2 separate regions of the Homo sapiens genome follow, and region 1 is linked to region 2. A link is an interaction called in ENCODE POLR2A ChIA-PET data of the cell type or tissue named here. Cell type or tissue: Panc1. All regions are shown on one strand. Links, peaks and the distances in the headings refer to the core of each region. The heading gives the core; the rest is flanking DNA.

Region 1 (10,506 bases), core at 3,710-8,709, 450 kb before region 2:
TAATCCTCTTGCCTCAGCCTCCCAAAGTCCTGGGATTACATGCGTGAGCCATTGCACCTGGCCGTATGTGTATCATTCAACCACAAATACCTGCTTCATGCTTTCCAATGTGTTAAGTAGGCACCTGTATTAGTTTTGTGGGGCTGCCACAACCAACTACCACAAACCAGGTGGCTTAAAACAATGGAGATGTATTCTCTCACAGTTCTGGAGGCCGGAAGTCCACAATCAAGGTGTCTCCAGGGCTGTGCTCTCTTCGAAGGCTCTGGGTGAGAATCCCTCTTTGCCTCTTCCAGCTTCTGGGGGCCCCAGGTGTTCCTTGACTTGTGGCTGCGTGGGTCCTCTCTTCATCTTTTTTTTTTGAGACAGAGATTTGCTCTTTTTGCCCAGGCTGGAGTGCAATGGCGTGATCTTGGCTCATTGCAACCTCTGCCTCCCGGGTTCAAGTGATTCTCCTACCTCAGCCTCCCAAGTAGCTGGGATTACAGGCATCCGCCACTATGCCCAGATAATTTTTTGCATTTTTAGTAGAGATGGATTTTCACCATGTTGGCCAGGCTGGTCTCGAACTCCTGACCTCAGATGACCTACCCGCCTTGGCCTCCCAAAGTGCTAGTAAGGGAGGAGACCACCCCTCCTATTGTCTTATAACCAATTTCTGCCTCGAAGAAAAAGTAGGAGTTAAAAGACAGAAGTGAAATCAGTAGTCAGACAGCCCGGCGCTACATTCCAGGCCTGGTAGTTAAAGACTGACCCCGATCTAACTGGTTATGTTATCTATAGATTCCAGACATTGGATGGAAAAGCACTGTGAAAACCTCTGTCCTGTTCTGTTCCATTCTGATTACCAGTGCATGCAGCCCCCAGTCACATATCCACTGCTTGCTCAATGATCACGACCCTCTCACTCGGACCCCCTTAGAGTTGTAAGCCCTTAAAAGGGACAGGAATTGCTCATGTGGGAAGCTTGGTTTTTGGAGACATGAGTCTGCCGATGCTCCCAGCTGAATAAAGCCCTTTCCTTCCACAACTCCGTGTCTGAAGGGTTCTTGTCTGTGGCTCGTCCTGCTACACTAGGATTACAGGCGTGAGCTACCGTGCCCGGCCCTCTCTTCATCTTATATCAGTTACTAGACTTACAGCCTATCCTTACCCAATATGACTTCATCTTTTTTTTTTTTGGAGACAGGGTCTGGCTCGGTTTCCCAAGCTGGCATGCAGTGGCATGATTGCGACTCACTGTAGCCTCTACTTCGTGTGCTCAAGCAATCCTCCCAACTCAGTCTCCCCACCTCCCCCGTGCGCGCCACTTTTGAATCCTGCAACGGGTTTGCCTCTGAGCCCGTGGTGAGCTTCCCGCAGGGCCCTGGAAGTGGCCTGCAGTGAAGCACAGGGGCCACAGGGTGGCAGTGTTTCCTGCGGATGTGGCTCTCACCCAGTTCAGGGGCGCTCAAGGCGTAATTGGTTAATGCAGGTCTGTTTCTCTTTGTCCTTGAAAAGACAGCAACTTTGAGCTCCAAGGAGCAGTCTTCTTTGTGTTTTACGGCTTTTTGAGTCTCTACTTTCCGCCTCCCCGGGATGAGGAATGGTGTGGGAGGAGAGTAGGACTCTCCCGCGGGGGACTGCTGAGATGATCACAGTTTTAGGGTATGGGGTGTGATAAGGCACTTGAGACTCAGAGAGGGGAAGTAAGTAATCCAAAGTCACACAGCTGAGTGGTACCTGAACTGCATCTTCTGATCCTTGCATCAGTTCCTGTCCGCTATGCCACTTGGTCAGCCTTCACAGGCCGGGATGCAAATGGAGACATTGGGGTTGGGATTTTCACTCGCGTCCGTGTGAAGAGACGCGAGTGTGAGAACAAAGCTGTTTATTTCACCTGGGGGCAGGCGCGCTGAGTCCGAAAAGAGAGTCAGCAAAGGCAGACAGATGTGGGGCTGTTTTATAGGATTTGGGTAGGTAGTGGAAAATTACAGTCAAAGGGGGTTGTTCTCTGGCGGGCAGGGGTGGGGATCACAAGGTGCTCAGTGGGAGAGTTTTTGAGCCAGGATGAGCCTGGAGAAGAAATTTCACAAGGTAATGTCATCAGTTAAGGCAGGAACAGGCCATTTTCACTTCTTTTGTGATTCTTCAGTTACTTCGGGCCATCTGGGCCATCTGGATGTATGCGTGCTGGTCACAGGGGATATGATGGCTTAGCATGGGCTCAGAGGCCTGACAGGGATGGAGGATGGGGAAGGGAAAGATGCTGAATGAGCACTGGGTCAAGAGTCCAGAAATATAAGCTTCACTCCCAGCGCATGAGAAGTGGAATTGGGAAGGTGGTCAGTCCTTGCTGCTGGGATAGACCCTGGACTCGGTTTTCTTATCTGTAAAATGGAAATAAAAGGGCCAGGCACGGTGGCTCATGCCCGTAATCCCAGAACTTTGGGAGGCCACGGTGGGCAGATTGCCTGACTCAGGAGTTCAAGACTAGTGTGGCCAACATGGTGAAACCCTGTCTCTATCAAAAAGTAAAAAAAATTAGGCAGGTGTGGTGGCATGTGCCTGTAGTCTCAGCTATTTGGGAGGCTGAGACGTGAGGATGGATTGAGCCCAGGAGATGGAGGTTGCAGTGAGCTATGATCATACCACTGCACTCCAGCCTGGGTGACAGAGTGAGACCCTGTCTCCAAAAAAAATAAAAAAGAAGAAAAAAAAAAGATAAATGAGAGGGTAATAATACATGTGTGTAGATCCTAAATGTTGGCTAGTGTTGTAGGTAAGGCTTTTATTCTCACCTCTCAAGATCTGTGTTGGAGGAAAAAAATGACCTGAACTTTGGGAAATTAGGTACACTTGGTCTCAGAGCCCACTTCATAGCTGTATGATCTTAACCTCTCTGAACCTCAGTTTCTTCCTCTGTAAAATGGGTCTAATAATATCATGGATTAAATGAGATAATCCAGGTAAAGATCCAGCTCAGTTCTTGGCCTATGATGAATATTCACTATATGTTAATACTAGTTGGGATGGGGAGGGGAGGGTAGCTAAGGTCAGAATGGTGGGACGGTTGGGGCTCAGAAATATAGAAATGAGGGCAAACACTCACTTCTCAGGGTGGGCAAGGGAAGGCTGAGAATGTGGCTTTATTATTATTACTGTTATTTATTTATTTTTTTTGAGATGGAGCCTTGCTCTGTCACCCAGGCTGGAGTGGAGTGGTGTGATCTCAGCTCACTGCAACCTCTGCCTCCCGGGTTCAAGTGATTCTCCTGCCTCAGCCTCTCCAGTCGCTGGGATTACAGGCATGTGCCACCACGCCTGGCTAATTTTTTATATTTTTAGTAGAGATAGGGTTTCACCATGTTGGCCAGGCTGGTCTTGAACTCCTGACCTCAAGTGATCCACCCGCCTCAGCCTCCCAAAGTGCTGGGATTATGGGCGTGAGCCACCACGCCTGGCCTGGATTGATTATTTATTTAATTTAGAGACGGAGTCTCCCTGTGTTGGCTAGGGTGGTCTCGAACACCTTACCTCAAACAATCCTCTAAAAGTGCTGGGATTACAGGTGTGAGCCACCACTTCCGGCCAACTCTTGACTTTAAACTAGAAGTAAAGATAAAATAATAACCATAGCAGCTACTATTTCTTAAATACATACATTATTTCCATTATTTCTCACAATTGTCTAAGAGGTGAGAATCTTTATTATCCCCATTTTACAGCAGGGGTGACTGAGGCTCAGAAAGATCAGTCACTTGCCTAAGGTCACATAGCTGATAAGTGGCAGAACCTGAACTTGAACTTTTGGATGCCAAAGCCATCATTCAGTGCTGCTGCTGTGCCATAATGTTCTCTAGTTTTCCTGGGAATCAGTTTCCCTAATCAGCACTAATGAGGGCTCTAGAGATGATGAAATCTACAGGGACTTATTTCGTAATGCAGATTTCTTGTCCTCAACTCTCAGTGATAATCTCCAATTCTTCCAGTTCCCCTGCCTCCAGGGGAGAAGGGAGCCAGTCTTTTTTTTTTTTTTTTTTTTTTTGGAGACAGTGTCTCCCTCTGTGGCCCAGGCTGGAGTGCAGTGGTATGATCTTGGCTCACTGCAACCTCTGCTTCCTGGGTTCAAGGGATTCTCCCACCTCAGCCTCCTGAGTAGCAGGGATTACAGGCATGGGCCACCACAGGCTGGCTAATTTTTGTATTTTTACTAGAGACAGGGTTTCACCATATTTGTCAGGCTGGTCTTGAACTCCGACCTCAGGTGATCTGCCCGCCTCGGCCTCCCAAAGTGCTGGGATTACAGGTGTGAGCCGCCATGCCTAGACTTTGTTTTAAAACAGTTAATCTTTTAAAATTGTTTTTACTTTTTATGATGGTAATTTCCACAATCATATGTAGTATGTGTAGATTCAACATCGCCCAGATTTAGTAGATATCAATCTTTGCAATCTCATTTCATCTATCCCCACAGCCCAGATTCAAAATTTTTTCTTAAGAGGGATTTCTCAAAATTTAACTTAAATATTTTTTAAAGTCAAAATCGACCCCACTCCTCTCTTCACACTTAGTCTGTTTTTTTTTTTCTGAGAATATTCAAAGTAAAATTTTAGGCATTACATCATTTTATGTCCTGGAATTTTTTTTTCTTTTTTTCTTTTTGAGAGGGTCTTGCTCTGTCATCCGGGCTGGAGTACAGTGGCATGATCACAGCCCACTGCAGCCTTGAACTCCTGGGCCCAAGCAATCCTCCCACCTCAGCTTCTCGAGTAGCTGGGACTATGAGCACGTGCCACCACACCCAACTAATTTTGTTTTAATTTTTGTAGAGACAGGGTCTCACTGTGTTACCCAGGCTGGTCTCAAATTCCTAGGCTCAAGAGGTCCTCCTGACCTCCCAAAGTGCTAGTATTATAAGCATGAGCCACCATGCCCAGCCTATCGCAGGGATCTTTTAAAGTTGTTCTATGCACTCATACTGTGTTGGGAATACTTATACCAATAAAAAATGTGTTCCATTGCAAGTAAGAGAAGACTCAAATAATAGGAGCTTAAACAATCAAGGCATTTAGCTAATGGGAAGTTTGGAAGTAGAGGGTCAGAGGTTGGGGCAGTGACTCAGTGACTGCGAGGCACTGGGGTGCTATCTCTGTGAAGCCTTGGTTTTTACCTCATGTTTGTAAGATGGCTGCCAAAGCTCCAAGCTTCACATCACGACACAACAGTGTTCAAAAGAGAAAGGGTGGGAAAAGGGAGCAATAACAAACCTCTTCCCCAAGTGGTTCTTAACAGCATGAAGTCTGGGGGATGCCAGGCCTTATAGCAGGGGTTCTTAAACTTAAGTGTGTGTCAGAATCACCAGGGGAGCCTGACATTGGTGGCTGATGCCTGTAATCCCAGCACTTTGGGATGCCCCGGCCGGGGGGATTGCCTGAGCCCAGGAGTTTGAGACCAGCCTGGGCAACATATGGAGATCCTATCTCTACAAAAAAAAAACCCAAAATTAGCCAGCCATGGTGGTTCGAGCCTGTAGTCCCAGCTACTCAGGAGACTGAGGTGGGAGGATCACTTGAACCCAGGAGGTTGAGGCTGCAGTGAGCTGTGATTGCACCACTGCATTCCAGCCTGGGTGACAGAGCCAGACCTTGTATCCAAAAAAAAAAGAAAAAAAAAAAAACACCAAAAAAATGAATCCCTTTGAAAGCTTTATAAATCAGTGCTAAGTCCCACCCCCAGAGTCTCTGAATCAGCAGGTTGAGGTAGGACAGAGGGAGAATCTGCATTTCAGACACGTTCCCAGTGAGCCTGATGCCGATGTGTGGGTCCCTGCACCACGCTCTGAGAAACACTGGCTGATAGCAGTAGGTCTCAGCCCTGGTTGCACATTAAAATCATCTGGGGGAACTTTAGAAAAAAATCCTGATATCCCAGCCACACAAGGGCCCCAGAACATCAGAATTTCTGCAGTTAGGATCCAGGCATTAAAAAAACTAAACCTCTTCCCCCCCACCTCCCCCACTTCCTTTCCCCGCTTCCCCGTGATCCCAGTGTGTAGGCAGGGCTGAGAACGGCTGTCTGAAAGCCTTAAACCCCGAGGTGGTTACCAAACACGCAGTCTTCAGCTCTACTCTGGAATCAGAATGGCTGGGGGCTTCAGATCTTGTGTTTTAAACAAGCATCCCCAGTGCACTGAAATTTGGGAATCACTCTCCAGCCACATGGTAGCTGCCATCCCATAAACCCCAGTGCGCTGGGGGAAATGACGTGAAAGTGATCCAAGCCATCTAATGATACAATTAGTAACAACAGCTAACATGCGCTGAGCCTTGCTGCAAGCTGGAACATTTAGATATCACATCTTCTAGCTCCCAGTATGAACACGAAAGAGGGGTGGAAGTGATTAGCCCCATTTGACAGATGGGATAACTGAGGCCCAGAGACATGAAATGACCTGCCTAAGGTCACTCTGTTGGTCAGTGGCAGAGCCAGGATTCGACCGAGTCTCTCAAGCTTTGAAGCCCACGTCTTTTGTGCCAGGCATGCTGCCTTTTGCTTCTTCTTTGAGGTCTTCTTTGGGAAAGGATGGGGTGAAAATTGGAGAGACTTGCAGGGGAAGTACAAATAATTCGATATCAATGAAGATGTAGCCTGGGTGGCCAGGCCATGGTGGTTGTCGAATCTACAATGAGCAAGATTCATGAGTGCGAGTCATCTTGCCTCTGCCTTCTGGAGCTGGCTCATTGGTATTAATGGATGAATGGGCCTCATTTGGGCAGTTGTAATTAACACGCTGACTACTGAGATGAGCTCAGCCCGAGTCACTCCTGAATGGCATAAAGCATTGCTCAACACGCGGCTCATCCATTACGTTGTTCTGGGTCCCAGGCTCAGGAGTGAGCCGGCCCCAGGCTCAGGGTGGTCAGCAGAAATGAAGGACTATTGGCATTTTCAAATCATCAGCTTAGTTTGAGCACTTAGCATTTCCCTGTCCGGCTTGGCATCGACGGCAGAAGCTTAATTAGTGGGGACCGAAGGAAGGAAGGCACTTAGGAAGTGAGATGAAGTTTGGGTTCATGTCCACACGAGCTGCTCAGAACTCAGTAATCGGGGCTTTGGATCAGACAGACTTGAGGTCAAATCCCTGTTCTGCCCCTTTTTTGGGGGAAATGACAAATGACCTCATCCCTCTGAGTGTCAGTTTCCTTTCCTGTAAAATGCGGATCATTATGGTGCCAGTTTCATTAGGTCATCATGATGGTGAAATAAAATAACAGGCAAACCCCTCAGCACCATCCCTGGCACCACGCCAAGTGCTTAATAAATGCTAGCTCTTATTAGTATTTACCTACACATTTATTTATTTATGAGAGGAACACAGCCCAAAAATATACACAACACTCACTGGGAAGAGGAATCATAAAAATAGGCTTAGAGGATCGATGGGGATGTAAAAGACGGTGGTTCCTGGAGTCTGAGTGTGAGCTTTATTCGAGTTCAGGGCGGTAAGCGTTTCTGCATCAGAGCCTGAGCTGATTGACTCCGAGAGCCTGAGCAAAGTAGAGAGCGTGTTTGAGGCTCTCGCCTGGCACCCGGGGGGTCTGTTTGCAATTTAGGGTGGCACTTTCCATTCTTAGGGTGGCACTTTCCATTCTGGGACCCTCCTTTCTAGTTTGCAGTTGAGGTTGGTAATCTGAAGACTGAATGTTTCCGTGGTTGCCTGGCACGGTGGGGAGGCCAAGAGAGGCTCTGGAAGAAATTCTGATGAGCCATCTGCTGTCCTCACCAAGAGCCACAATAGTAACACCTATCATTTTAAAAGATGTTTTATTTTGCATTATTATTATTTTACTTCTTATTTTTTTGTGATAGGGTCTTGCTATGTTGCCCAGGATGAACTCAAACTCCTGGGCTCCACCAAGCCTCCAGCTTCAGTCTTCTGAGCAGCTGGGACTACTGGCATGCCCCGTGACACTCAGCTATTGTTTTTTTGTTTTCTGTTTTGTTTTTTTTTTGTTTTGAGATGGAATCTTGCTCTTGCCCAGGCTGGAGTGCAGTGGCGAGATCTTGGTTCACTGCAACCTCTGCCTCCTGGGTTCAAGTGATTCTTGTGCCTCAGCCTCCTGAGTAGCTGGAATTACAGGCATGCATCACCATGCCTGGCTAATTTTTTTTTGTATTTTTAGTAGAGGTGGGGTTTCACCATGCAGGCTGGTCTCGAACTCCTGACCTCAAATGATCCGCCTGCCTCAGCCTCCCAAAGTGCTGGGATTACAGGCTTGAGCCACTGTGCCTGTCCCATACCCAACTTTTACGTTAAGCACTAACTATGACTAACTTTTAAGCACTAAGCCAGTGAATTTGCTCGAGCCTGGAGTTACAACCTTGACTCTTGACTAGGCCACAATCACGTAAGTCTTCATGGTCAATGTGTAGCGAATCAATAATACTGTGTGCTCAATATGTGTTAGGCGCTGTGCTAACCTCCTTATATGCATTATCTCATTTAATTCACATAAGAAATCTATTATTCAAATTCTTATTCAAATAAGAAATCATACAGGTATAATTCTTGTTTTACAGGTAAGGAAGTGGAGGCTCAGGTAAGTTAAAAGACTTACCTGAGGGCTCTCAGTTGTAAAAGGTGATGTTAGAATATGAACATGGGTCTGTTTGATGCCAAGGCTTCGCCCAGAGTGGAAGGCATGCAGCTGGGTTTGCTGATGTGCCTGCGAGCCTGGGTATTTCTCCTTCCCCTGGTTCCTCATCTTCTCCCATTGAATGTGCTCCAACCATGCTGGTCTCCTTTCAGTTCTGAGAACAGACCAACCTCCTTCTTTTTATTTCTTTAATTTATTTTTATTTTTGAATAAAATAAAAATTATTTTTAATTTTATTAAAATATAATTTTTTGAATATTTTAAATATTCAAATTCGAGATGGAATCTCGCTCGTTAAATATATATATATTTATTTATTATTTTATTTTATTTTGAGACGCAGTTTTGCTCTTCTTGCTCAGGATGGAGTGCAGTGGTGCAATCTCGGCTCACTGCAACCTCTGCCTCCCAGGTTCTAGTGATTCTCCTGCCTCAGCCTCCTGAGTAGCTGGGATTACAGGAGTGTGGCACCACACCCAGCTAAGTTTTTGTATTTTTAGTAGAGAGGGGGTTTCATCATGTTGGCCAGGCTGGTCTTGAACTCCTGACTTCAGGTGATCCACCTGCCTCGGCCTCACAAAGTGCAGAGATTACAGGCGTGAGCCACCGCGCCCGGCCCACTATATTTAAAATATTCAAAAATATTTTTAAATTTTATTTTTATTTTTGAATATTTTAAAATTTATTTTATTTTTTAATATTTTTATTTTTATTTTTGAAAAATTAGTCAGCCATGGTGGTATGTGCCTGTAGTCCCAGCTACTCAGGAGGCTGAGATGGGAGGATTACCTGAGCCCAGGAGGTCGAGGCTGCAGTGAGCCATGATTGCACCACTGCCCTCCAGCCTGGGCAACAGAGTATTTTTTAAATTTATTTTTATTTTTATTCACATACCACCGCGGCTGGCTATTATTTATTTATTTATTTTGGTATTTTTTGTAGAGACGGGATCTCTCTATGTTGCCCAGGCTGGTCTCAAACTCCTGGGCGTAAGCGATCCTTCTGCCTTGGCCTCCAAAAGTGCTGGGATTACAGGTGTGAACCGCTGTGCCCCGGCCCAACCTCCTTCTCTTGGATCCTTTGTATTTGCTATTCCCTCTGCCTGGAACCTGCTCCCCACAACACTTTCACTTAATTATCTCCCGTTTATTCTCCCAGTCCATAACAGGGGCTACGTATTACCTCTCAATCATAATTTCCCCTTTTTGGTAATAAAACCCTGGGCAACTCTTTAGAGCTCACATGCCCCAGCCTCTCTTCCAGCGTGCGATATTCACGTAACTAGTTTTGGGCCAATGAGATGGATGTGGAATATTTTGTGAAACTTATGGTCAGCTCCTTAAGTGGACTGGGGAGGCGTCCCTTATGTCTCTAATGTCCTTGTCCCATGTTGTTGTCTGTGAGGCAGATGTAGTGGCTGGAGCTCTGGCAACCATCTTGGACCATGAGACAACCTTGAGGATGAAAACCACATGCTAAGGGGTATGGAGCAGAAAGACAGAAGGAGGCTGGGGTCCTGATAACTGCTGGAACTCCCAAATCAGTCCTGGGCTGCCTACTTTCTGATTTCCTGTGGAACAAGCGAAAAAAGAAGCTCTGTTTCACTAAAGCTACTAAGTCCAGCCTCTGTTACTATCAACTAAATAAAATTCCTGACAAATACCAGGTCTTGGTTTAAATATAACTTTCTGGCTGGGTGTGGTGGCTCACACCTGTAATCCCAGTACTTTGGCAGACCAAGGAGGGTGGATCACTTGAGTCCAGGAGTTCAAGACCAGCCTGATAGACATGGCGAAACCCTGTCTCTACAAAAGACGCAAAAATTAGCCGGGCATGGTGGTGTGTGCCTGTGGTCCCAGCGACTTGA
Region 2 (10,506 bases), core at 2,456-7,455:
TTCTGCTTCCCATAGTAAGTGCCTTTGAAATAAAGGTGACTAGTAGAGTCACCCAACCTGGATGCTTCTCCATCCATCCTCAACCATCTCCCAAGATTATGGAACTCCAGCCATACTCTTTTGTTGTCCATTAAGTTCCTAGGGATTCTGTGTGGGACAGAATAATTCAGAGTATTTCTGTTGCCCCTTACCTCATCCTCATCCTCAATCTTAGTTTTGATGTGGCTTTCCAGGAAGTCAGAGAAGCCCTTCAGGGTGTGTTCTCCCTTATACAGGACAGCCTAGGATGAAAATGGAACAGGGTCAGGATGGGATCCTCTTCCCGCAGAGATGCTCGAGGATTGCTACCTAGGTAAACCCAGGGTCAAATTCCTAACAACCCCGGGTATGTTATGCAGGTTCCCTAACCTCTCTTAGCCTCCAGTGCCATGGTTCCAAGGGAAGGATAATAAAAATGCTTCTGACATAGGGTTGTTATGCAGTGGATCAAAGCACGGACTGTAAAACCACACAGCAAAGCCTTAAACTTTGGCTGCATTACTGCAGTGTGGTCTGCTTATTTAATTTCTCTGACTCACTTTTCCTATCTCTAATATGGAGACAAAATAGTACCTACCTCGTAGGGTTGTTATAAGGATTAAATGAGGTAATGTATGTGAAGTATTGAAAACAGCGCCTGGTTCATGATAAGCACGATAGGCGTTTGTTATTATTATTATTACTATCATAGCAACAATAATAAGAGGAAGAATAGTTCTTTTCGGAAGCATCTGGTACATGGTCAGTGCTCCATTATCACAAGTTCCCTTTCCTCTTTTTTTTTTTTTTTATATGGAATCTTGCTCTGTCACCATCCTGGAGTGCAGTGGCGTGATCTCAGCTCACTGCAACCTCTGCCTCCCAGGTTCAAGCGATTCCCCTGCCTCAGTCTCCTGAGTAGCTGGGACTACAGGCATGCACCACCACGACTGGCTAATTTTATATTTTCAGTAGAGACGGGGTTTCACCATGTTGGCCAGGATGGTCTGGATCTCTTGACCTCGTGATCCAACTGCCTCAGGCTCCCAACGTAATGAGATTACACGCGTTGAGACACCACGCCCGACTCCCTTTCCTCTTTAGGAAAGTTCAGAAGCTGCTTAATGCCCACAGGTCACCTAAGCTTCTTTTCAGATAATTTGAGATTACTACCTTAGCCTCATCCTCTCAGCCCAGCCTCAGTAACACAACTCCCCGACATGCATCCTCTGCAGTGCAGACTGAGCAAAGAGTGGGTCACAGTGGAATCTTGCCACAGTGCTGGGGTCACCCTTCTGCCCACCTCTTTGTTCAGACCACACTTCCTACCTGTAGTACACAGTCCCTCCTCTAACCTGATTTAAGTCCCCACCATTCTGCAGAGTCCTGGGTCTGCATGGAGACTTGCAGCCATATCTGCCCTCCAGAAGCTCTTCCTCCCCCTTGATTTCAATTGCATTCATCCATACTCTTCTAAGGAGCAGGAACCTGGGCTCACATTTCTTTGACTGATGCTCTTTCCCATGCATGGACATGGCATGGAGTGTGGGTTGTATCAACACTGGTTATGGCCAATGACTGTAATCCCAAGGTGGAAATGACATTGTTTGTCTCTAGCATGTATTTTTGCCTTCACCTGGTAATACCCCACATCCAATATTCTCATGGAGATTCCTCCCACCTTATTTCAGATAGTTAGGGCAGAGCTCAGCCCCAATGCTAGCAGGAACCATATAAAACCAGGCCTGCCCATCAAAACACCCACATCCACTTGGCCACAGTGGTTGGGTCAGGGATATGCAAGCTACACCCAATGATAGTGAGTCTCAGGACTTTGGTGCAAACTACTGGAAAATAATCTTTGAACTTGAATGTGAGAGGATGGATAGTGGCTACAGCTGAGAATAAAACTGGTTTGGTAGAAAGCGCAGCTGGTGGTAGGGAGAAACTGAGTCCCTGATAATAACATAACATTGTTTTCAGCCATGTGCGTCCCAAGAGCCCCTCACTTGTTGAGAGCCGCTGGGGAACAGCCTGAAGAATGGGTACCGGTCCAGGTACATCAGCTGAATGTCATTTGCTGTGACATCGATCTTGGCAATGATAATTGTGGAGTGGTTTTGATATTTTCTGCCCAATTCCTCCAACAGTGGGAACAGCATCTTGCACTTTTTAGACCAGGGTGCATCTGGAAGAGAAGGTCCATGGCTCAGGCTCACATTGATGAAGATCCAGAAAGCTGGCGCCACCCTACACATGGCATCGCTGTGTTCCACTTGTGGTCCTGCTGTTTTGCCAATTGCACTCCCTCCTTCTTTTAATCATATATTAGATTATTTTTACATTTCAGCAATAGTTCCCAATTGTTATTCGATAAATTAGAAAAAAAATAGTTTTGGCTGGGTGCAGTGGCTCACACCTGTAATCCCAGCACTTTGGGAGGCTGAGGCGGGTGGATCACAAGGTCAGGAGTTCGAGATCAGCCTGACCAACATGGTGAAATCCCATCTCTACTAAAAATGCAAAAATTAGCCGAGCATGATGGCGTGCACCTGTAATCCCAGCTACTCGGTAGGCTGAGGTAGGAGAATTGCTTGAACCCGGGAGGTGGAGGTTGCAATGAGCCGAGATTGCGCCACTGCACTCGAGTCTGGGTGACAGAGAGAGACTCCATCTCAAAAAAAAAAAAAAAAAAAAGGAAGAAAGAAAGAAAAAGAAAAAGAAAACAAAAAGAAAAAAATAGCTTAGCCCTCTTCCACCTAAATACTAACACTTTTAGTGTGTTCATGTTTTCTTCTATTTTTTTGTTTTGCTTTTTAGAGGCAAGGTCTTGCTATGTTGCCCAGGTTAGGCTCAAACTCAAACTCCTGGGCTCAAGAGATCCTTCCATCTCAGCTTCCTGATTTGCTGGGACTACAGGCTTGTGCCACTGTGCCCAGCTTGCTTTTTTTCTTTTTTTCAAATTCCTTTCTTTTAACATAGTGTTCCACTCTAGTAGAAGAAGAAAGCCAAGAACAATATTTACGCTAGATGACTTTAATGTTCTTCCAAAAAGTGTGTGTGTGTTTTTGTGTATGTGTATGTGTGTGTGTGTGTGTGTGTGTGTGCATATGTGTTACAGCACACGGGGGTTTTCACAATAGAGGTTTGGGAACTTGCCCAAAGCTATGCAGTAATTGCACTTTTCAGACCAGAGTAATTAAGCAGAAGAAGTGGGGTTTAAAGACAGGCTGCTTTGACCTGTGACCACTATACCACAGGTAGGCATTAATATAACATAACATATAGATATTATGTTATGTTATGTCATGTCATTTATAGGTAATTACATGTCATGTTATTATACATATATAATTCAGAGGAGGAGAACATCCCCAAGAAGTGTGACAGGTATAATTACTCTTGGACAGGGGACACTGAACTTTCTTGTGGACAGTTCTTTGGTCTTTGAGTGTGGTCCAGGCTCCTGGGCCTCTGGAAACCAGAGACCAGCTCCAACCCAAGGGAAAGCAAATCTTTCCTGCTTTCCTTCTACTAGAGCTCAAAGCTCAGTTTCTGGCTCTGTAAGCGAAATGGCCTCAAAAGCCCCCAGACACACCACTTTTGGATGATCATACCCCATTTACAAGCCAAGTGTCTCCATGGCCATCCCCCCTGCCTGCAGCATCTCTGGCAGCCCCCCTAGCACTCAGCGGGTCCTGGGTCAGAACAGGAGGGGGCATAATGGCTGCAGCCCCAGGGGGCCAATCCCGTGGCCCTACTTCCAAGAAAATGAAGCTGCTGTTGCCTTTTATCAAAATGAAATGGACAGTCTTACAATTCTGGGTGTGACTTAAGTACAGAACAGCTGCATCTAGCCTCTCATTGAAAGGCAGCGGATCTTGGTGATTCAGCCACAGACCTTAAGCACCTCACTCTGTGAATAACAGTCCCTTTCAGAGTGATTGTAAAAGGCCTGCATGATGCAGTGTAGCCCTTGTCTTACCCTCCAGAAAGTAATAGCACTAGAGCTTGTGTTAAACTTCTTGTCTTGCTACTTACTGTGTGACCTAGGGTAAGATCATTAACCTCTCTGAGATGGGGTTCCCTGATCTGTGACATGGGGAAAACCACCATACCTTCCTCACAAACTTGTTACACAGCTCATTAGAGCAGGTGTGTCAACAGCAAACTCATGCTTGACTCATTGTAAGGGCTCATTAAATGTTAAAATAAAAGAAATGTCTGAAGGAACTTCAGTATCACCTTTCTCTGTGTCTCAGGGTGGGAGAGAACATCTCTGGCTTTGTCTCCCACGTGCAAATCAGAAACAATGGGAAAAGGGCAATAGTCCTTAGATAAGCCCTGGAAGTAATTATAATGATAGGAATAACAACAGCAGTAGCAATTGTCACTTATCAAGTGCTTACAATATGCCAGACGCTGTGCTAAGTACTGTACATGGAGGATTGGGGTCCCCACCTCCTATGGGCCATTTGATAAGTCATCTAAAGCCAGAAGCAAAGAAATCCTGTACAGCAGTTAGGAGTGTAGGTGCTGAAGTCAGATGCCTAAGTTCAAATCCCAGTTCCGGCACTTACTGACTGCAAGATAATGGAAAAATGTCTTCTCCTCCCTGAGACCCTATTTAGTCATCTGCAAAGTCTGAGCAATAAAAGTAGCTACTTTCAAAAGGATGTCGTTAGGATTAAATGAGATAATGTATGCAATGGCTTAGAATAAAGCCCAATATACTACAGCATCCAAGCAAACATTGTCAGCCATGAGCATTATTGTTTTTACAAACAGCCATAGGCCTGGGTTATGTGGAAGGCATTGCATACATTCCAATAATTACATTTCTGGGGGAAAGAGTTGCATTGTTCCTGATAGCATCTTGAGTCAATCCCTTTGGGTATCTGAAGACCATCCTTGGCATGGTGCATTGATGGGTTTTAGAGATTTCAGTGCCCAACAATTCAGGAGAAACACTTGAAACATAATTTTGGCACCCGTTGCCTCAGAACCCCTCTTGGAGATACTTACAGAACATCACAAATACGTCCTTTTCTTTGTCAAAGACGACTACGTTGAAGTTCTTCCCCACGAGCTGCTTAACCAGTCCCTGGTCCCAGTATTTTGGAATCTCTTCACTGGATTGATGTTTCTAGGAAGCACATTTGAGAGGCCTAAGAGTCTTCATAAAGGGTCTTGAAGTTGTGGGGCTCCCCACCTTGATTGGAAACCACTAAAGGTTTTCTCGTGTTTTTTTCACAAGAGCCTTAGGAAAGGGTTTGAAATACTGAGATGGATCATGAGCTTGATGTCAACCCTGGATGGTTCAGGGCGATTTGGGGTCAGGGGACTGAGGAGCAGACAAAGCTTCAAACTGGGATGGATTCTCAGATTTTATAAAAAGAAGATTTAAGCCGGGCGCGGTGGCTCACGCCTATAATCACAGCACTTTGGGAGGCCGAGGCGGGTGGATCATGAAGTCAGGAGTTTGAGACCAGCCTGGCCAACATGGTGAAACCTCATCTCTACTAAAAAAAGAAAAAATACAAATATTAGCTGGGTATGGTGGCATGCACCTGTAATCCCAGCTACTCAGGAGGCTGAGGCAAGAGAATTGCTTGAACCCAGGAGGCAGAGGTTGCAGTGAGCAGAGATTGCGCTACTGCACACCAGGCTGGTTGACAGAGCAAGATTTCGTCTCCAAAAAAAAAAAAAAAAAAAAAATTAGTTGTCCTCAATTACTCTAAGAATCAAGATCAAGACCATTTGCATGACCTATAAAACCTTGATCACACTTTGATTGGTTCCTGCAATAAAGGAAGTCTTCTCTTTTCTTTCCTCAGCCATGTTGGTCTTCAGCTTAACCAAATGGCCAACCTTCCTCCCAGCTCAGGCCTTTGTTAATGCTGTTCCCTCTGGCTGACAGGCCTCCCCACTCCTGATTCCTACTCTCCCTTCTTCATCTGGGTAACTCAAAATGTATGTCTCAGAATGACCCAAGGGAGGACTTCCTTGACCCTCCCCGCATCTAGATGAGGACTTGCTGCCATAAATTCTCATAATGCTCAGCACTTTTTCTTGTATCACTTATTCACGTTTACTATTTATATTTATTTTTCTAATTATTTGATTAATGTGTCTCTACCATAATAGATGGAATGTCATAAGAGATTTTTCTTTCCTCGCCATTGAGCATCCATTGCCTGTTACATAGTAGATCCTCAATAAATGTTTTGCAACTGAATGAACAAAAAATGAGCTCAGCTTTTGCTTCTTTTTGAAGTAAGTGTTGGAAACCTCAAAACATATTTTTTATCTACAACCATTGCCTCCTGAATGTCTCCTGAATCCACATCATTTTCTCCATCTGTGTGGTTACTGACCAAATCCAGGTAGCCTCCATCTCTCATCTTGATTGCCAGAAGAGCCTCCAGATGTTCTCCCCCCGTCCCCTCCCAATCCTCCCACACCTTTATTCTCTATAAGCAGGGCTCTATTTCTACCATGCAAATCTGGCTTCTCTCATTGCTCTTAGGAAACCAAATTCTTTCCTTCCTTCCTTCCTTCCTTCCTTCCTTCCTTCCTTCCTTCCTTCCTTCCTTTCTTTCTTTCTTTATTTATTTCTCTCTCTCTTTCTTCTTTCTTTCTTTCTTTCTTTCTTTCTTTCTTTCTTTCTTTCTTTCTTTCTTTCTTTCTTTCTTTCTTTCTTTCTTTCTTCCTTTCTTTCCTTTTGAGACAGAGTCTCGCTCTGTCACCCAGGCTGGAATGCAGTGGTGGGATCTGGGCTCACTGCAACCTCCACCTCCCGAGTTGAAGCGATTCTCCTGCCTCAGCCTCCTGAGTAGCTGGGACTACAGGTGCGTGCCACCACACCCGGCTAATGTTTTGTATTTTTAGTAGAGACGGGGTTTTACCATGTTGACCCTTGCTGTGCAGCCTCTGTCTGGCTCACAGCCTCTTCTTCCACAGTGTCCTCCCTCACCACACCCGCTCTAGCCTCTGGAAAGCACTTAAAGATTCTTTCAGTGGGAGCACACATGGGGTGGCCATGGGGCATGGGAGATAGAAAATGGTGACAATTGTGGGGAATTGGGAATGGCTCAGATCAGGTGGATCTCATAGATCTTGTAGAGGATGCCCATCTCTCCTCTAACAGCATAAGAAGACATGTTGGCCTTTGCGAGGGAGACGGACACCACCTCAGATCTAACTGCAAGGAAGAGAGAGAGGATAGGTAGGATTTTAGATGTGGTAATGGAAAGTGAGGAGGCCTCCAATGTGAGGACATCTATTTTCTTAGTGATCTAGGGGTACAGTACTCAGCTGAGAGTGAGTGGGAATGGGATATGAGGAGAGAGAGACTCTGAGATTTAAAAATGAACACACTAACTGAAATTTCCATATGGATGCCAGGACACTTTTCAGAGTCCATGGGAGCCTGGTTTGCAATGCCATGAAGCCAGTCACCCTCGTGGTGATGTTGGTCTGGAAGCAGGGAAGTTAAGGGGGTTCAACCAGAGTTGGAACTTGCCTGGTGAGTACTATGGGGTATACAGGAGGTGGAAGATGGAGGGGATAAAGGAGGTAAGGGAATCATCATCAGAGCAATGAATGATGGAATGCAAGTTCACAGAGGGGGCACTAAAGAGAAATGGGATCAGGAGGGTGAGGGCAATGAGAAGGATGAGGAATCGTAGCCATGTGTGTCCTGGAGGGAAAAATCAGGCATTGGGAGGTACTGCAATCTCCGGGTTGTGGGCATGGGAGCAGGGAGCTGACATGGCATGGACACGTCAGCTATTGGAGAAGAGAGACCAGGGTCGTAGACACTGACATCTCTGGAAATGACAGCAGAGTTGGGGCTAGGGAAAGGCTGCCATCAGGAGCCTAAGTCCTCAGAGAGTGAAGGCAGATAGTCAGAGGACAGCAACAAGGAGGTGGGAGCACAGGGTCAAAAAGCATGGGATCCAAGGCATCTGGGGTTTCTGAAGATGAAAGAAGGAAAATGGGTTGGAATTGGAAAGAAGGACAGCAGCCTCACCGCTCAGCCCATGAAAATGCTGTGCACACGAGACAGCTTCCACAGAAAAGGCTATAGGGGCAGCTGTGTCTCTGGGAGAATGGACAAAAGGCTGTAGAAGACTCAGGTAAGGGGACCATCATTTGGGTTTGTCTGGAGTCTCGATTTACTTCTATTGTTCCAGACTTTTTTTGGGGGGGTGGTGCTGGACAGGGTCTTCCTCTGTGGCCCAGGCTGGAGTGCAGTGGTGTGATCGTAGCTCACTGTAGCCTTGATCTCTAGGCTCAAGCAATGCTCCTGCCTCAGCCTCCTAAGTAGCTGAGACTACAGATGCACACCACCACACCTGGCTAATTTTTAAATTTTTTGTCAAGATGTGATCTTGGTATGGCCTCGAACTCCTGGGCTCAAGTGATCCTCTCACCTCAACTTTGCAAAGTGCTGGGATTACAGGCATGAACCACCGCACCTGGCCCATTCCAGAATCCTTTACTCCCATAATGTCCCAATTTGGAAAATTAATAATATGGTTACCTTACTCAGCAGAGTAGCTGTGGAGACATAGACAGTGGGTGACTACGTGTTCCATGTGTTTCTGCAGCCTCTCCTTCCTGTCAGCGAAATAGACTATGCCCTTTCTAACCCCATCCAACCAAAAGGTCCCTAAAGCTTTTAAGGCTACATCTTGATTGCCCTGTGGCTCCATCTCCCTTCTCCTCCTCAAAGCAAGCATCTACTCTTGGACCAAGTAGATCTTTCACATTGGAGGTGATAGGAGAAGAAGAGCCTCCTTTCAGAGTGCAAGTTAACACTACTGAGTGCCTGCATTTCTATTGTGAATTCCTGCAAAGGAAATGCCTCCACTTTACAACTAAGAATAAGTGGAGGAATTAAAGGCTTGGGATAGGTCAGAAGTTGGATAGATTTGAGGTGGGGAGATGGGGGATTTCCCCACATTGAGCCACAAAGTTGATCTTTATTCTGCCTCCACATACAGGTGAGGAGAATTATCAAGGCCAACAGAATTATGAGAAGGAGATGATTTTGAGGTTCTGGATAAACCTTGTCCAAGAAAAAACCTACTGTGGCATTTTTACTCAGGAAGCTGCGGCCAAATTTCTTGAGGCTTTCGTAGGTTATGTCATCTGAAGGCATTTTGTACCTGGCGTCAGAGCTCAAGTTTAGGATTTGGACGGATGGGATATCGACCTCTGTGACCCGGAAGTACTTGAAGACACGTCCATTTCTGGGTTCGTCTGCATCCACAAGGATGAAAAGGATCTGCCAAAGAAAACAAAACCCTTGTCTCTCTGGATCCTTTGCCAGTGGAGAAAAACTGCTGAAAGGCTGTGGACTAAGGGGATGCACATGGTGGGGTCTGTGGAGCACCTCTGCAAAATGTAACAAAGGCAGGTGGAGCTCTGCACCGAAATGCATGGCAGGCAGTAGCCACCAGCCTGGCTTCAGCCTCCTTGTGGTGTGCTCCATCCACACAGTTTCAGGAGGTCAGGAAGTCCTGAGCTTTCATTCTGTTTCAAACTGTTTCATCAGTTTCCTGATCTGTAAAATGATTATCATAGTGACTATCATAGGGTTGCTGTGAGAATTAAACAGGACAATGTATGGAAAGGCTTAGTTCAGGGACTGGCAGGTAGAAAGTGTTCAATACATGACAATTCTTATTATTTTTTATTTGAATAATTATTATTCAAAATTATTCTATCAAGGAAATTCATGACTTCATTCACTCATTCATTAAACAAACATTCATGGAGTGTCTACTATGTGTGAGCCATTTTACTCAGCACTGAGGACACAACCCTGCCCAAAGCAGACAAAATCCCTGCCCTCAAGGAGTTTATGTTCTAGTGGAGAAGACAGGCAACAAATGAGTGAATGAACTTACAAAGCCAAACAGCAATGAGTGCCAGTTAGACAATAAAACAGGGCAATGTGATAGAGAGTAACTGCCCCGATGGGGTAAGGTAGGGGCTCAGGATTAGGTAGGGTGGTCAAGAGGAGAACCTGAGGAGGTCACATTTCAGCTGGGACATAGTTGATAGTAACAAGTCATGGAACACTATTCCGGGTGGTGGAAACTGCCAGTGCAAAGGCCTGAAGACAAAACAAACACCTAGAGAGCTTAGAGTGTTCTGGGAATAGAAAAGAAAAGTCAGTGTGGCTTTGTCAGAGGTGTTTAAACCAGAGCAACTTCATCTTGAATACAGGCTGGGTAAAATGAGGCTGAGACCTACGGGGCTCCTTTCCCAGACGATTTAGGTATTCTTAGTCACAGAATGAGATAGGAGGTCGGCACAAGATACAGGTCATAAAGACCTTGCTGATAAAACAGGTTGTAGTAAAGAAGCCAGCCCAAACCCACCAAAACCGAGATGGTGACGAGAGTGACCTCTGGGCATCCTCACTGCTACACTCCCACCAGCACCACGACAGTTTACAAATGCCATGGCAAT

What was found. ChIA-PET counts read pairs that join two places held together with the same protein. Peaks named below come from ENCODE experiments on the same cell type or tissue, not always from the same donor. Only the 100,000 strongest peaks of a DNase experiment are listed, where the experiment ranks them.
Region 1: POLR2A ChIA-PET joins it to region 2 with 9 read pairs; 4 of 35 experiments call an interaction of 5 or more read pairs at or near these places.

The regions. Positions count from the first base shown.
Region 1 is chr16:19,906,226-19,916,731 of GRCh38, forward strand. No RefSeq gene overlaps it. Among named protein-coding and RNA genes, the nearest start is that of GPRC5B, 27 kb to the left of the region's middle. In Panc1, for the core only: no CTCF peak of the experiment used is centred there; a DNase peak (open chromatin) is centred at 6,775.
Region 2 is chr16:20,360,377-20,370,882 of GRCh38, forward strand. It overlaps PDILT (protein disulfide isomerase like, testis expressed), which reads right to left. Exons shown (of 12, transcript NM_174924.2): 8 at 9,116-9,313; 9 at 5,044-5,164; 10 at 2,028-2,206; 11 at 192-281. Among named protein-coding and RNA genes, the nearest start is that of UMOD, 13 kb to the left of the region's middle. In Panc1, for the core only: no CTCF peak of the experiment used is centred there; no DNase peak of the experiment used is centred there; H3K27me3 peaks cover 256 bases.